2 separate regions of the Homo sapiens genome follow, and region 1 is linked to region 2. A link is an interaction called in ENCODE POLR2A ChIA-PET data of the cell type or tissue named here. Cell type or tissue: PC-3. All regions are shown on one strand. Each heading gives the region's core, and the rest is flanking DNA. Links, peaks and the distances in the headings are about the cores only. Region 1 has its middle 160 kb from the start of LINC01429. Region 2 has its middle 76 kb from the start of LINC01429.

What was found. ChIA-PET counts read pairs that join two places held together with the same protein. Peaks named below come from ENCODE experiments on the same cell type or tissue, not always from the same donor. Only the 100,000 strongest peaks of a DNase experiment are listed, where the experiment ranks them.
Region 1: POLR2A ChIA-PET joins it to region 2 with 10 read pairs; 4 of 35 experiments call an interaction of 5 or more read pairs at or near these places.

Annotation. Positions count from the first base shown.
Region 1 is chr20:52,017,922-52,026,254 of GRCh38, reverse strand. No RefSeq gene overlaps it. Among named protein-coding and RNA genes, the nearest start is that of LINC01429, 160 kb to the right of the region's middle. In PC-3, for the core only: no CTCF peak of the experiment used is centred there; no DNase peak of the experiment used is centred there.
Region 2 is chr20:51,934,291-51,942,623 of GRCh38, reverse strand. No RefSeq gene overlaps it. Among named protein-coding and RNA genes, the nearest start is that of LINC01429, 76 kb to the right of the region's middle. In PC-3, for the core only: no CTCF peak of the experiment used is centred there; DNase peaks (open chromatin) are centred at 3,863 and 8,153; H3K4me3 peaks cover 780 bases; H3K27ac peaks cover 954 bases.

The DNA.
Region 1 (8,333 bases), core at 173-8,172, 84 kb before region 2:
TGTCTGTGCCTGTGTCTCCTGTAACCTTCCAGTGCTGTCCAGGGCTTACAATTAGAGAGTACAGATCTATTACATACAGTGTTTACTTATAACATTTTCTGGGGGGAGAAAAGTTTCTGGCCTCGTCCAGCAATGTCTAAGTCAGACAAGCAAGATAATTTTTAACTCTTTCCTCACTAGCATCAAGCCACGTATTTTTCTTTTCTTTTCCTGTGGCTTCAGGATTTTGAGCCCTACATGCTCCTCTACCTCTCAACATTTGGACCACTAAAGGCTAAATATGTTCCATGTTGAATGGAAAAAATAAGTAACGAATAATTTAAAAGTTGGCCACACAGTTCTCCATTGCTTCAAAGAAAATAAGTGTCTCAGCCGGGCACGGTGGCTCACGCCTGTAATCCCAGCACTTTCGGAGGCCGAGGCGGGCAAATCACAAGGTCAGGAAATCGAGACCATCCTGGCTAACACGGTGAGACCCCGTCTCAACTAAAAATACAAAAAATTAGCCGGGTGTGGTGGCGGGCGCCTATAGTCCCAGCTACTTGGGAGGCTGAGGCAGGAGAATGGCATGAACCCAGGAGGCGGAGCTTGCAGTGAGCTGAGATCATGCCACTGCACTCCAGCCTGGGCGACAGAGTGAGACTCCATCTCAAAAAAAAAAAAAAGGTCTCTTGTTTGTTTTCTGAAGCTCTAACTGCTTCTACAGGCTGTCTCTAAATCCATCACTAGCTGCACAGCCTTTGTTGTTCAACCTCCCCAAGCCTTAGTTTGCTCATCTGCCGTATCGGGATAATAATAATCGGACCTAGCCAGGCGCAGTGGCTTAGGCCTGTAGTCCCAGCACTTTGGGAGGCAAAGGCAGGTGGATCACCTGAAGTCGGGAGTTCAAGACTAGCCTGACCAACATGGAGAAACCCCATCTCTACTAAAAATACAAAATTAGCCGGGCGTGGTGGCACATACCTGTAATCCCAGCTACTGGAGAGGCTGAGACAGAAGAATCACTTGAACCTGGGAGGCAGAGTTTGCCAGGAGGCAGAGTTTGCCATGAGCCGAAATCACACCATTGCACTCCAGCCTGGGCAACAAAAGCAAAACTCCGTCTCAAAAAAATAAATAAATAATCAGACCTTCTTCACAACACCAATAGGAGATGTAAAGGTCTTAGTACAGTTTTTATTAAATACATTTGTATTATTTTTCTGGTATCTTGATCTCTTTTTGTCACTCGATATGACAGGGTAATTTTTTTTTTTTTTTTTTTTGAGACAAAGTCTCACTCTGTTGCCCAGGCTGGAGTGCAGTGGCACGACCACAGCTCACTGCAGCCTTGACCTCCCAGACTCAAGTGATCCTCCCACCTCAGCCTCCCAAGTAGCTGAGACTACAGGCACACACCACCACACCCAGCTAATTTTTAAATTTTTTGGTAGAAATGAGATCTCACTATGTTGTCCAGGCTGGTCTTGAACTCCTAGGCTCAAGCAATCTTTCAGCCTTGGCCTCTCAAAGTGCTGGTATCACAGGTGTGAACCACTGCACCTGGCCCTGGGTGACTATTTTGGATAGTGGCTTAGAACATAGGCTTTGTGGTCAGACAGGTGGGTTGTAAACCTAGCTCACCCACTTTTTAAGTGAACTTGGGTAGCTTACTAGCCATACAGGGGTTGAGAAAACTAAATGAGATAGTCCTTTAAAGATGCCAGCAGGAGACCTGGCATGTATGTGATCAATGCTACAGGGATGCCAGCTGATGCAAGGAGGACATGGTGCCGATTCATGTTGGACAGCAGCAGCATTTACAACAGAGAAAACTCTAGTATTTCCATGATGTTTGTCTACGCATACATATAGCACATAAGCCAACTTAGCCTTTTTGCAAATTCATTTAACAGTTTCTTATAGAAATATGTTATTCTGAGCCACATCAATATAAACCATCACACATTCTTTTTTAAAATATGCTGTACATTTAGAAGTATGGCTTGGCCTCCAATTTGAAGCTTGTCACTTTCTTTAGTGCCTCTAGTTATCACTGTGAGCCCATCAGCCTTGCTTATCCAACAAGTTTATGAATAGCAAATGTTGATGGCTTCATTGAGTTGTGACTATAAATGCAAGGAAAATGAGAACAAGGGTGAAGAGGTGGCTTCTTTATAACAGCTGTAATTTATCCAGGGTTTTGTGCTGGCCTTTGATTTGGGGGCTGACTCTGAATCTAGTGTTCCCCCGGATTGCATTAGGAGCAGCCCTTAGGGGTCAGATGGAATTCCAAGGTCCTGGAATTAGTTAGAAGAATGAGAATGCACATGTGTGAAGGGGCAGGGCAAGGGGCCTTTACAAAACTCATCCTTCAAGACCCAAACAACAGCTTTCTGCCCAGGTGACCTTGAGAGAGGACAGGGCCAACTTCTGGGACATGCAACCCTTGCAGTTACACAGGGCCCCGAGCTCAGACAGGTTCTAGCTTGGCTTAATGCTCTGCTGTGGCCATCTTGAAATTCTTAATAACATTTTTAACAAGAGGCCCTATGTTTTCATTTGCACCATGCCCTGCAAATTCTGTGGCTGATCCTGGGACCCTTGAGGACACTGAGGCTTTTGCTCACCCCTGGGCACAGTCGTGACTGTTATAATGAATGACAAGTATTTTGTACATCCGGGGAATAATACTGATCCCAAGTAACATGTATGAGCCAAGTACTTTACCCAGATGACCTTATTTAATCCGTCCATGGACCCATTTTAGAGGTGATGAAACTGAGACATGAAGATAATAATAACAGTTCACATTTATCAAGCATATGCATAATCTTACTTTTCACAACAATCCTTTACAGTGGCTCACGCCTGTAATCCCAGCACTTTGGGAGGCCGAGGCGGGTGGATCACGAGGTCAGGAGTTTGAGACCAGCATAGCCAACATGGTGAAACCCAGTCTCTACTAAAAATACAAAAATTAGCTGGGTGTGGAGGTGCACGCCTGTAATCCCAGCTACTCGGGAGGCTGAGGCAGGAGAATAGCTTGAACCCGGGAGGTGGAGGTTGCAGTGAGCCAAGATCACGCCATTGCACTCCAAGCCTGGGCGACAGGGCGAGACTCTGTCTCAAAAAAAAAAAAAAAGAAAAGCCTGTGAGCTTAGTACTATTGCTTGGCCACATTTTAATTCCTACAAATGCAAGCTATTAGGTTAAAAAAAAAAAAAGTAATCCAAAGAAAGCAGAAGGAAGAAGGTAATAGAGGTAATTTTTAAAATTATATAGCAAACAGTTTCACAGAAAAAACTAGCTAATCCAAAGCTGGTTCTTTGGAAAGACTAATAATCTACTAGTCTACTAAGTGCTAATAAAAAAGAACAAATGCATAAAAATATTAGGGATAAAAAGAGAGCATAACTGCAGATGCAGAAGAGAGTAATAACTGAAATTTAATACTGTAAAAAATTCATGCCAAAAAAAGTTGAACACTGCAAAATTAACAACTTCCTAGAGAAACATTATTTACCAAAACTGAACCAAGAGACTCCAGAATCCTAAATAGACCTGTGTTGAGAAAATTAAATTAGTAGCTAACATATATGCATACATGTGTACATGCATACATACATGCGTAAACATGCCCACACACACCAGACGTAAGCAGGTTTACACTTCTACCAAACATTCAAGAAACGTGAAAATAAGCCGGGTGCGGTGGCTCATGCCTGTAATCCCAGCACTTTGGGAGGCTGAGGCGGGTGGATCACGAGGTCAGGAGATCGAGACCATCCTGGCTGACACGGCGAGACCCCGTGTCTACTAAAAATACAAAACATTTGCCGGGCGTGGTGGCAGGTGCCTGTAGTCCCAGCTACTCAGGAGGCTGAGGCAGGAGAATGGCATGAACACAGGAGGCGGAGCTTGCATTGAGGCGAGATTGCACCACTGAACTCCAGCCTAGGCGACAGAACAAGACTCTGCCTCAAAAAAAAAAAAAAAAAAAAAGAAAAGAAAAGAAAAGAAAGAAAAAGAAACAGGAAAATAGGCCAGGTGCAGTGGCTCACACCTGTAATCCCAGTACTTTGGGAGGCCAAGGCAGGCAGATCACCTGAGATCAGGAGTTAGATACCAGCCTGGCCAACATGGTAAAACTTTGTCTCTACCAAAAATACAAAAATTAGCCAGGTGTGGTGGCAGTGCGCCTCTAATCCCAGCTACTCGGGAGGCTAGGGCCGGAGAATCACTTGAACCTGGGAAACAGACGTTGCAGTGAGCTGAGATCGTGCCACTGCACTCCAACCTGAGCAATAGAGCAATACTTCATCTCAAAAAAAAGAAAAAAGAAAGAAAAAAACAGGAAAATAGCGGCCACTTATTGCTGCCTGATACAGACAGCTAACATTTATTGGGCACTTACTGTTCAGTAAGCATTATGCTAAAAGCTGTCTGTGTATAATCTCATATAAGGTAGGTACTATTATCTTCATTTTACAGATAAAGAAACTGAGGCCAAGAAATTTTTTTTTTTTTTTTTTTTTTTTTTTTTTGAGACAAGAGACTCACTTTGTCACCTAGGCTGGAGTGCGGTGGCGCGATCTCAGCCCACTGCAAGCTCCACCTCCTGGGTTCACGCCATTCTCCTGCTTCAGCCTCCCGAGTAGCTGGGACTACAGGCCTGGGACTACAGGTGCCCGCCACCATGCCTGGCCAGGATGGTCTCAATCTCCTGACCTCGTGATCCGCCCACCTCGGCCTCCCAAAGTGCTGGGATTACAGGCGTGAGCCACCGCGCCCGGCTGAGGCCAAGAAATTTTAAGCATTTTGCCCAGAGTCCTACAAATGATAAATGGTAGATCTGGGATTTGAACTAAGTTCTCTGTCAACTCCACAACCAGCATTCATTACCATTACATTCAACTGCCAATCAGAACTGAATATGGGAGATCTTGTAGTTTGGGTTAAGCAGAGAAAAGAGCAGGGCCTTCGTGGTCTCTGGTTTTCTTGGTCTATTTCAACCCCTGGGATATTCACTAATCACCTAGTTGAGGTTTCAGCACCCATAGAGCTCACATTCCAGTGTTCTTGAATTAGATGCTCTTATTTGATTATCCTCCTAAGAGATAGCGGCTATTGTCATGTGAAGGCCATTGTCCTTTGGAATCTGAAGGTAATCAAGTTTGGAGGCATGACCTGACTGATGGGTATTTCAGCCACAAGTTTAAGAACAAAAAGACAGATGCATAAGAATTATGCGATGTTCATAGTTTCCACATGGAATCCCATTATGAAAAAGGCCATTTTCCATTTTTAAGAAACATACATCTATGGAGAGTCTCCTAGGGTTGGTTGTGTGCTATCGTGATTAATTCCCATATTATTCATGAGGCCATAGGGCTCAGGGAGGTAAGGGAAGGTGTCCAGAGTCATACAGCTAAGGAGTCTGGAGCCAGCCAATCGACTCCCAAATCCAGTGGTCCCATGTTCATTACAGTGGCATTGGATGCCATGGAATTCCAGTCCAGAGAAGGAAGAGTTGGTTTTGTGGAGTTTGTTGTGCTGGTACTTCTCCTCCATACAGGACAGATCTAGATTTTGTGGAACCTGAAACTTTACAATTGGAGGGGGTAGGGACCTCTAAAACAAACCCTATAAAAACACCTTGTGTTTGCAAATTTTACAGACACATGTCACCATGTGACGACATTGCTAAGGCCCCTGCTGGGGCTATGAAAGAGGCCCTGAAACTTAAGCCTCACAAGCCTAACAAAGCCATTGTGGCCTCTATTTATACCGTGTTTTCTAATTTGTGTTTTGGGGATAATAATAACAGACATGGTGGACTAGAAAAAAAAAAGGGATATGGAAGCACTCAACTATATTATTATTATTATTTTGCATTTTTGTTTTGTTTTGTTTTGAGATGGAGTCTCGCTCCATCAGCCAGGCTGGAGTTCAGTGGCGTAATCTCGGCTCACTGCAACCTCTGCCTGCCGGGTTCAAGTGATTCTCCTGCCCCAGCCTCCCAAGTAGCTGGCACTACAGGCACCTGCCGCCATGCCTGGATGATTTTTGTATTTTTAGTAGAGACGGGGTTTCATCATGTTGGCCAGGCTGGTCTCGAACTCCTGACCTCAAGCAATCCACCTGCCTTGGCCTTTCAAAGTGTTGGAATTACAAATGTGAGCCACCGCACCTGGCCTCAACTGTATTATTTATTCAGTGTTTTCAATAGGCCAGACTTCTGCTGAGTCTTTTTTTTTTTAATTTAAACCTAAGTCCTGTTAGAAGTAACTTTTTTTTGAGATGGAATTTCACTCTTGTTGCCCAGGCTGGAGTACCACGGCATGATCTTGGCTCACCAAAACCTCCGCCTCCCGGGTTCAAGCGATTCTCCTGCCTCAGCCTCCTGAGTAGCTGGGATTACAGGCATGCACCACCATGCCAGCTAATTTTGTATTTTTAGTAGAGGCAGGGTTTCTCAATGTTGGTCAGGCTGATCTCGAACTCCCGATCTCAGATGATCTGCCCGCCTTGGCCTCCCAAAGTGCTGGGATTATAGGCGTAAGCCACCGTACCTGGCCCAGAAGTAACTTTTTTTTAAGTTTAAATCTGTTAAATCTTATGTCTCTGAAGTAAGTATGATTATTATGCCCATTCTACAGATGGAGGGACTAAGGCTCAGAGAATCTGAGTGACTGGCTCTGGGTCACATAGGTGGCAACCGTATAATTGAGACTCAAACCAGTTGTTCTGATTTCTGGACTTCATTCTACCTCTTTGTTTCAGCCAGGATATTCATCCCAACTTAGAACTTTTGTGGTGCTGCTCACCCTCTGCTCTGATACCCACCATGGCTCACTAGTGCCTGTATACATCATGACATTGGATCAGCCAATGATATAGAAAGCGGTATTTCCCAAAATAGCCACACATTTTAAAAACCAATTTGGGAAATTATTTCACAAACAGATTTTATGGCCTCGATGCATGAAAACCTGAGAGTACATTTGCAGATTTTAATTTCAGTAAATATTTGGCATAAGCATTGATGAAACGAGACTTATATAGTTTACAGCCAAAGGTGCACTTTTTTTTTTTTTTTTTTTTTTTTTTTTTTGAGACAGAGTCTTACTCTGTCACCCAGGCTGGAGTGCAGTGGCACGATCTGGGCTCACTGCAACCTCCACTTCCTGGGTTCAAGCAATTCTCCTGCTTTAGCCTCCCGAGTAGGTGGGACTACAGGCGCACACCACCATGCCCGGCTACTTTTTGTATTTTTAGTAGAGACGGAGTTTCATCATGTTGGTCAGGCCCATCTTGGCCTTCCAAAGTGCTGGGATTACACGCGTGAGCCACCGCGTCCAACCAAGGTGCACTTTTTATCATGAAACAAGTTGGGTTTTACAGAAAACTTGCAAAGACAGTACAGCGTGTTCCCATATACCCCTCCTCGCTTTCCCCTCACTGGGGATACATATGTCACTGTTAAGAAACTAACCTGGGTATGTTATTATTAACTAAACTACAGACCTTTATTTCAATTTCATAAAAGGTACATTTTTTTTTTTTGAGACAGCATTTTGCTCTTGTAGCCCAAGCTAGAGCGCAGCGGTGCGATCTCAGCTCACTGCAACCTCCACCTCCTGGGTTCAAGCCTCAGCCTCCTGAGTAACTGGGCTTACAGGTGCCTGCCACCACGCCTAGCTATTATTTTTGTATTTTTAGTAGAGATGGGGTTTCAACATGTTGGCCAGGATGGTCTTGAATTCCTAACCTTGGGTGATCCACCTGCCTTGGCCTCCCACAGTAGTGGGATTACAGGTGTGAGCACCGCCCCCGGCCCAAAAGGTGCATTTTTAAAGGACTTTCATAGCTAACTTTTGTTGTACACCTATTGTGTGCCACGCATTGTGCTTAACACTTTATATCCCATTTAATTCATGTAGCCACCTGGTGTAACAGCTACTTTCCCCATTTTACAGACGGGAACTCTGAAGTCCAGAGTTCACTATGCAGCAGCTAATAAGATGGGGTTTGAATCCAGGCAGCCTGACTCCAGAGTCCCTGCCTCAGATCATCACATTAGGGCATTCCTTGTATTTTCTATCCTTCAAGCTACCCAGAAAACTCAACCCAAGCCCAGGGACATATTCACTCATTCATTCATTCATTCATTCATTCATTCATTCACTCAACAAATATTTTATTCCCTCCTCAATTTCTTCAGACTCCATCACCACCACCACTGATCTGCCCACTTCAATGAACTCAAATGGCTTGAAACATAAGGGTCACAACTCCAGTGATCTCAGGGGGCCCTGGCATGGGTCAGAAATGTGTGCAGTGGGCCAGGC
Region 2 (8,333 bases), core at 300-8,299:
ATCACGAGGTCAGGAGATCAAGACCATCCTGGCTAACATAGTGAAACCCCGTCTCTACTAAAAAATAAAAAAAAAATTTAAAAGATATTTTCTGGGCGTGGTGGCATATGCCTGGAATCCCAGCTACTTGGGAGGCTGAGGCAGGAGAATGGCTTGAACATGGAGGCGGAGGTTGGTTGCAGTGAGCTGAGATCGTGCCACTGCACTCCAGCCTGGGCGACATAGTGAGACTCCATCTCAAACAACAAAAAAGAAAGAAAACGTGCTTATTGGCATGGAAAGATGTACATGGTGATTTAGAACACCAAGTAGTCACAAGATGGTTTATGCAGTATGATCATTTTTTGTGAAAATACTTGTGTATTTAGGCCAACAGTAGTTATCTGTTCTATATTGTAACAAGAACATTTATTTTTCTTTTTTAAAATCTGTATTTTAAAATTTGTCTAGAAGAGTTATTTGTGTAAAATTTTTTTTAAAAAGAAGTAACTATACATATTTATATTTATGTTCCATTTATATTGTACTTTTGCCATATTCTACCTACACAATTTCCCAATTTTTGTTCTTGTCTCACTACAGACTATAAGTTGGACTCTGTATTCATTAACATAACAGTGAAGGTGAGATTTCTGTTTTTCCTTTTTTTTTTTTTCTTTTGCCCAGGCTGTTGCCCAGGCTGGAGTACAGTGACGAGATCTCAACTCACTGCAACCTCTGCCTCCCAGGTTTAAGCGATCCTCCTGCATCAGCCTCCTGAGTAGCTGGGACCACAGGCACATGCCACCACACCCAGCTAATCTTTGTATTTTCAGTAGAGACAAGGTCTCCCCAAGTTGGCCAAGCTGGTCTCAAACTCCTGACCTCAGGTGATCCATCTGCCTCGGGCTCCCAAAGTGCTGATATTATAGGCATGAGCCACCGTGCCCGGCCGAGGGTGAGATCTCATGATGTGAATGAACACAGCTTCAGACTCTGGTTCCTTAGGGAAGCATGGATCTGCCTGTGTCATAGTTTCCCATTCTGTGAGTGGATTCAGCAACTCTGTTCTCACAGTCACAGTCCACGAACAATTGCAAAATCTGAAAACAAAACAGTGGCTCTATGCAGCCCAGGCAATGCAAGGAGACTTATTTAAGGAAGCACAATCAAGCAACAGAAGGAATTCTGATTTTTTCCTCTATCTAAAAAAAATTAAGAGGAGTCCATTTAAAGTGATTAGCACTATTTTTATTGTTTTATTTTTATGGATGAGATCTTGCACTGTCACCCAGGCTGGAGTGCAGTGGTACAATCATAGCTCACTGCAGCCTTGAACTCCTGCGATCAAACAATCCTCCCACCTCAGCCTCCCAAGTAACTGGGACTATATGTACGTGCCACCACACCCAGCTAATTTTTAAATAAGTTTTTGCAGCGACAGGGGTCCCGCCCACTATGTTACCCAGGCTGGTCTTGAACTGCTGGGCCCAAGCAAGCCTCCTGCCTCGACCTCCCAAAGTGCTGGAATTACAGGTATGAGCCACCAACCCCAGCCCAGTAGCACTGTTTATTAAAGTCCCCTTTCACTTTTCTCCCTAACTCACTCACAGGCCCTGCGTTAATTCCCTCTTGCTGCTGTAACATTACCACGAACTTAAAACTGAGGGGCTGGCCGGGCGCGGTGGCTCATGCCTGTAATCCCAGCACTTTGGGAGGCCGAGGCGGGCAGATCACGAGGTCAACAGATCGAGACCATCCTGGCAAACACGGTGAAACCCTGTCTCTATTAAAAATACAAAAAAAAATTAGCCGGGCGTGGTGGCGGACGCCTGTAGTCCCAGCTACTCAGGAGGCTGAGGCAGGAGAATGGCGTGAACCTGGGAGGTGGCGGAGCTTGCAGTGAGCCGAGATCATGCCACTGCACTCCAGCCTGGGCGACAGAGCAAGACTCCCTCTCAAAAAAATTAAAAAAAAAAATCTGAGGCGCTAACAAAACAAATTTATTTGTTTATTTATTTTGAGACGGAGGCTGGAGTGCAGGCGCGATCTCCGCTCACTGCAAGCTCCGCCACCTCCCGGGTTCACGCTATTCTCCTGCCTCGGCCTCCCAAGTAGCTGGGACTACAGGCGCCCAACACCACGCCAGGCTAACTTTTTTTGTGTGTGTTTTTAGTAGAGACGGGGTTTCACCGTGTTAGCGAGGATGGTCTCGATCTCCTGACCTCATGATCCGCCCACCTCGGCCTCCCAAAGTGCGGAGACTACAGGCGTGAGCCACCGCGCCCGGCCCACAAATTTATTCTTACAGTTCTGGAGGGCAGAAGTCCTAAATTAGTCTCACGGGATGCATGTCAAGGTGTTGGCAGGGCTGGTTCCTTGGGGAGTCTGGAATGGAAAGTCTACTTCCTTTCCCTCTCCTGGCTTTCCGGCTGCATCCCTTGCTCCTGAAACCCTTCTCACATCACCCGACCGCTCCTTCTGCTGGTGCATCCCCTCTCTCCTCCTTTGACTTACCTGCCGCCTCCCTCTTATAAGTAAGTACTTTTGATTACCTTGGGTCCACCCGTATAATCCAGGATGATCTTTCCATTTTAAGAGCCTTAATTTGGCTGGGTGTGGTGGCTCACAACTATAATCCCAGCACTTTGGGAGACCGAAGTGGGTGGATCATTTGAGGTCAGGAGTTCCAGACCAGCCTCGCCAATATGGTAAAACCCCGTCTCTACTAAAAATACAAAAATTAGCCAGGCGTGGTGGCGCACACTTGTAATCCCAGCTACTCGAGAGGCTGAGGCAGGAGAATCGCTTCAACTCAGGCGGCTGAGGTTTCAGTGAGCCGAGATCAGGCCACTGCACTCCAGCCTAGGCGACAGAGAGAGAGTCCATCTCAAAAAAAAAAAAAAAAAAGCTTTAATCGTATCTGCAAAGTCCCTTTGACTGTGTAAAATATTCACAGGTTTCAGCGACTAGGGCACGGATATCTTTGGGGACCATTATTCAACCGACCACAGTCCGTATAATTTCATGAGAGCCTCTTGCTCTACCAGGCGTTGTAAACTTCTGTATCCCGTTTCTCTTTCCTGCCATACTTAGCCACTGAGACTTCTACTCCTGCCCGTCGATCTTGCTCATCTGAAAAATGGGGCTAAAAAACAGCCCTGATTCTACAGGGCTGTGGTGAGACTTGGATTTAAAGCACTTAGCACTATGATCAACCGCCATCTACTGCTGGCACCGGCTCAGAGCCAGCACTCCTACCGCACCCAAATCTCATTAAATTGAGCCCCTAAACACTTGCTAGAGAGGAAGAAAATGTAAGTACTGTGGGCAATAATTTAATTCATCTGGAGCTTTTTAAAAGCATTAATTCTTGTGCCAATTCTTCCATAGGCATCTTTGGCAAGCATCTATTTTTCAAAAGGTCACAGATGGTATTGACGCAATATTGCCTTTTCACTCATTCATGAAATGCATTTATTGTTTCTATTAAATAGGACACATGATATAAGAAGACTTGCTTAAGGGCTCCATTTCGCAACAGCAATAAAAAAGGAAACAACCTAAATATCTCTCTGTAGGGGAATGGACACATGAAATGGGTATAGACATAGTGGAACCCTCTACAGCTGTTCAGATTAATGCACTAGAGCAGGGGTCAGCAAACAGTGAGCCAAAAGTGACCCATTGCCTGATTTTGTACAGCTCATGGGCTAAGAATGATGTTTACATTTTTGAATAATTTTAAAAGGACGAAAGAAGAATATTCATAATATGTAAAATTCTATGAAAATCAAATTTTAGTGTTCAATTTTACTGGAACACAGCCACATCATTCATTTACGTACTGCTATGACTACCTCTCAGCTATAGCATTAGGGTGTGGCAGAGTGAACAGGGACCCTATGGCTCACAAAGCCCAAAATATTTACTCTGGCCCTTTATAGAAAAACAGCTCTGAACAGGAGATGTATGAATCAACATGAATAGATCCCAAAAATATAATGGCAAATTTGGAAAGCAAGTTGAAGAACGATATGTAAAATACCAATCATACAATTAAAAAAAAGTATGAATTAATTTGAATTCTTTTTTTGTTGTTGTTATTGAGACAGAGTCTCTCTCTGTCACCCAGGCTGGAGTGCAGTGGTGTGATCTCGGCTCACTGCAACCTCCACCTCCTGGGCTCACGCCATTCTCTTGCCTCAGCCTCCCAAGTAGCTGGGACTACAGGCACCCGCCACCATACCCGGCTAATTTTGTTTTTGTATTTTGAGTAGAGACGGGGTTTCACTGTGTTAGCCAGGATGGTCTCGATCTCCTGACCTTGTGATCCACCCGCCTCAGCCTCCCAAAGTGGTGGGATTTCAGGCATGAGCCACCTCGCCCTGCCTGAATTCTTATATGCATGATAAAATATAAGGAACAGATTGAAAGGTACACATACCGTCTTGATAATGGTTGTCTCTGAAGAGGGAAGATGGAAAGTAGAATTTGGAAGAGCTGCCAAAGAGATTTCCAGTTTATTAATGATGACATTTCCCTTTATTAAAAAGAAACTAGCTGATGTGTTTAACAGTATTTGTTATTGGACACACTTTGTGCTATTCGGAGGTTTAACTATACACATACACACGTATTTATACATGTAATTAATTTTTTTAAAAAGCTGACTATGCATTTGTATAGTCATAATTTCTTTAAAAAAGAAATTACTGGGCGCAGTGGCTCACACTTGTAATTCTAGCACTTTGGGAGACCGAGGTAGGCAGATCACAAGGTCAGGAATTCGAGACCAGCCTGGCCAACACGGTGAAACCCCGACTCTACTAAAAATACAAAAATTAGCTGGGCGTGGTGGCAGTCACCTGTAATCCCAGCTACTCTGGAGGCTGAGGCAGGAGAATCACTCGAACCCAGGAGGCGGAGGTTGCAGTGAGCTGAGATCGCGCCACTGCACTCCAGCCTGGGCGATGGAGTGAGATTCCATCTCAAAAAAAAAAAAAAGAAAGAAAATTAAGGGCCAGGTGCGGTGGCTCACGCCTATAATCCCAGCACTTTGGGAGGCTGAGGCAGGTGGATCACCTGAGGTCAGGAGTTCAAGACCAGCCTGGCCAACATGACAAAACCCCGTCTCTACTAAAAATACAAAAATTAGCTGGGCGTGGTGGCACATGCCTGTAATCCCAGCTACTTGGGAGGCTGAGGCAAGAGAATCGCTTAGAATCCTGGAGGTGGAGGTTGCAGTGAGCCGAGATGGTGCCATTGCACTCCAGCCTGGGTGACAGAGCAAGACTCTGTGTCAAAAAAAAAAAAAAAAGAAAAAAAAAAATTTAAGTACCACTGCTGCACTTCAGCCTAGGCAGTGGAGTGAGACCCTATCTCAAAACAAATTTAAAAAAAATTTTTTTAAATGCATGGTTAGGCCCAGTGGCTCACTCCTGTAATCCCAGTACTTTGGGAGACCAAGGCAGGCGGATCACTTGAGGTCAGGAGTTCGAGACCAGCCTGACCAACATGGTGAAACTCTGTCTCTACTAAAAATACAAAAATTAGCTGGGCATGGTGGTGGGCTCCTGTATTCCCAGCTACTCAGGAGGCTGAGGCAGGAGGATCGCTTGAGCCCAGGAAGCAGAGGTTACAGTGAGGCGTGATTTTGCCACTGCACTCCAGCCTAGGTGACAGAGCCATACCTTGTCTCAAGAAAAAAAAAAAAGTTACCCCCAAAAAGTGGACACTTCCGTCTACTGATCACCACTATTAGATTTGGCAACCTCCAACCATACACTTCTCTGAGCATATTTGTGCACCATTTTGCTGGGTATGTTTTGTGTAGGCATTCTGCTCTGCCATCTGCATCTTTAAATTTCAACAATATGTTGTGGGCATCTATTTTATGACTCACTTTACTTTGTTTTTCTTTATTATTTCACTTACAAACTAATAGATGCCCTATTGTAACTTTTTATTTTGAAGTAATTTTTAGATCACAGAAATGTAAAAATAGTACAGTAAGTCCTATTTACTCATCACCCAGCTGCTCTCCACAGTGACATTATCAAAACCAGGCAACAGACAATGACACAATACAGTCAACAAGGCTACAGGCCATAATCGGATGCACTCACCTTTTTTTTTTTTTTTTTTTGAGATGAGTCTTGCTCTGTCACTCAGGCTGGAATGCAGTGGCACGATCTCAGCTCACTGCAACCTCCACCTGCTGGATTCAAGCAATTCTCCTGCCTCAGCCTCCTGAGTAGCTGGGACTACAGGTGCACACCACCACGCCTGGTTAATCGTTTGTATTTTCAGTAGAGACGGGGCTTCACCATGCTGGCCAGGCTGGTCTCGAACTCCTGACCTCATGATCCACCCTCCTCGGCCTCCCAAAGTGCTGGGATTACAAGCGTGAGCCACCGCGCCTGGCCGCACTTTTGTTTTTTAATGTCCTTACACATAGATCTATGACATTTTATCTCTACATAACCTCTAAAAAAAAAACAATTAACACAGAAATACAAAGTAGAGAACATTCAAACCCATTGTGATGTTTGGGCTGTTTTCCCCAGGTTATTTTCTCTGTGTAGATGCTATTTTTTAAAACAACAATAAAGGATCTTCTAAGCTGGAAATTTTTTATTTTTTGAGATGAGGTCTTGCTATGTTGCCCAGACTGGCTTCCAACTTCTGGGCTAAAGCAATCCTCCCATCTCAGCCTCCTGAGTAGCTGAGGAATATAGCTACTGTGCCTGGCTAAAATTTGCTTTAAAAAAAAAATTGTGGGCCAGGTGCGGTGGTTCACGCCTGTAATCCCAGAACTTTGGGAGGCCGAGGCGGGTGGATCATGAGGTCAGGAGATCGAGACCATCCTGGCTAACACAGTGAAACTCCATCTCTACTAAAAATACAAAAAAAAAAAAAAATTAGTCGGGCGTGGTGTCGGGTGCCTGACACCCAGCTACTCGGGAGACTGAGGCAGGAGAATGGTGTGAACCCGGGAGACAGAGCTTGCAGTCAGCCGAGATAGCACCACTGCACCCCAGCCTGGGCAACAGAGCGAGACTCCGTCTCAAAAAAAAAAAAAAAATTGTGGAAGAGGCCAGGCGTAGTGGCTCATGCCTGTAATCTCAGCACTTTGGGAGGCCAAGGGAGGAGGGCTGCTTGAGGCCAGGAGTTCGAGACCACCTGGTCAACATAGCAAATCCCCGTCTCTATTTAAAAAAAAAATTGTGGAAATCTTTCTGTGTCAAAACATATTTAGATCTACCATATTGTCACTGTCTTTAGGACACTAAAACATCTGCACTGTAGCTATTGACTTCTCATGGAAGTCATCACCCAATTCATACCCAGCCTTTAAATTTCATTGAACAACGTGGTGGGCCCCAACTGTCAGAATTTCAGAACTTGAGCCTTGGCATTTTCTGGCACTCTGTGCCCAGGCCTCCTCCATGCCCTGCCCTGGGCATAAGGGAAAGCACTTGCTTCCCCTCAGAGTGGGCAGGACTTCCGGTCCCTCTTCCCATTGTCCTCCCAGGGTTCACTGCCCCCACACCTGCTTAAGCTTGAATCGCTGTTAACATTTACAAAACATTTTTATGAGACATCCACCTTAACAACTTCCAGCGAAATCATTGGGGGGTCGTTGGGGGTAGGGGGTGGGCTTCTGGCTCCCCTTCCCCCACTCCAGGGCAGCTCATTTCAGGTCTGATGTGAACGGTTCCATTTCTGCCTTTATGCATTGGCATAAACATTTCTTGCAGCCCATAAACACCTTGGCCATTTTACCAGTGTCGTGAAGGATGTTTATGACCCAAATATGAAAACTTTGTGAGAATTAACACTTAGGCAAACAGGCTGTGTTATTCTTGGAAAGAAATATCTTCTCAAAAAGACCCAAAGCAGGCAGGGGCTGCATGTGAAAATACACCCACGTCGGCACACTTAAGTATAAAACCCTGAAGATAGTCTATGATCCAAACTCTTTGCTGTTGCTCAGTAGCAAGGCGGTCCTGCAGTTTTTAATGGTGATCAGCTTCCTGTTTGAGTGTTTTTATAGCGTTATTATGTTGCAAAGTGAATGAGGCAAAATAAAATAGGAAAAGAGATGCTGGACCAGGAGGTTAATAAAAATCCGTGTTGTCACTCGACAGCCTCCCCATACAACTTCTTTTTCCATGCACCTCTGAGTCACTTTGTATTGACAGATGCCATTTGCTCATTTACGATGTGATAATAAAAACCTTCAGCCTTGTTCAATGTTATTCTTTTCCTCCCCTGACAGGAGGGAACCAAATGGTTTGTAGTCCGCTCAGCAGGCATTTTTTCATTAAAGATAATAACCTTGCAATGAA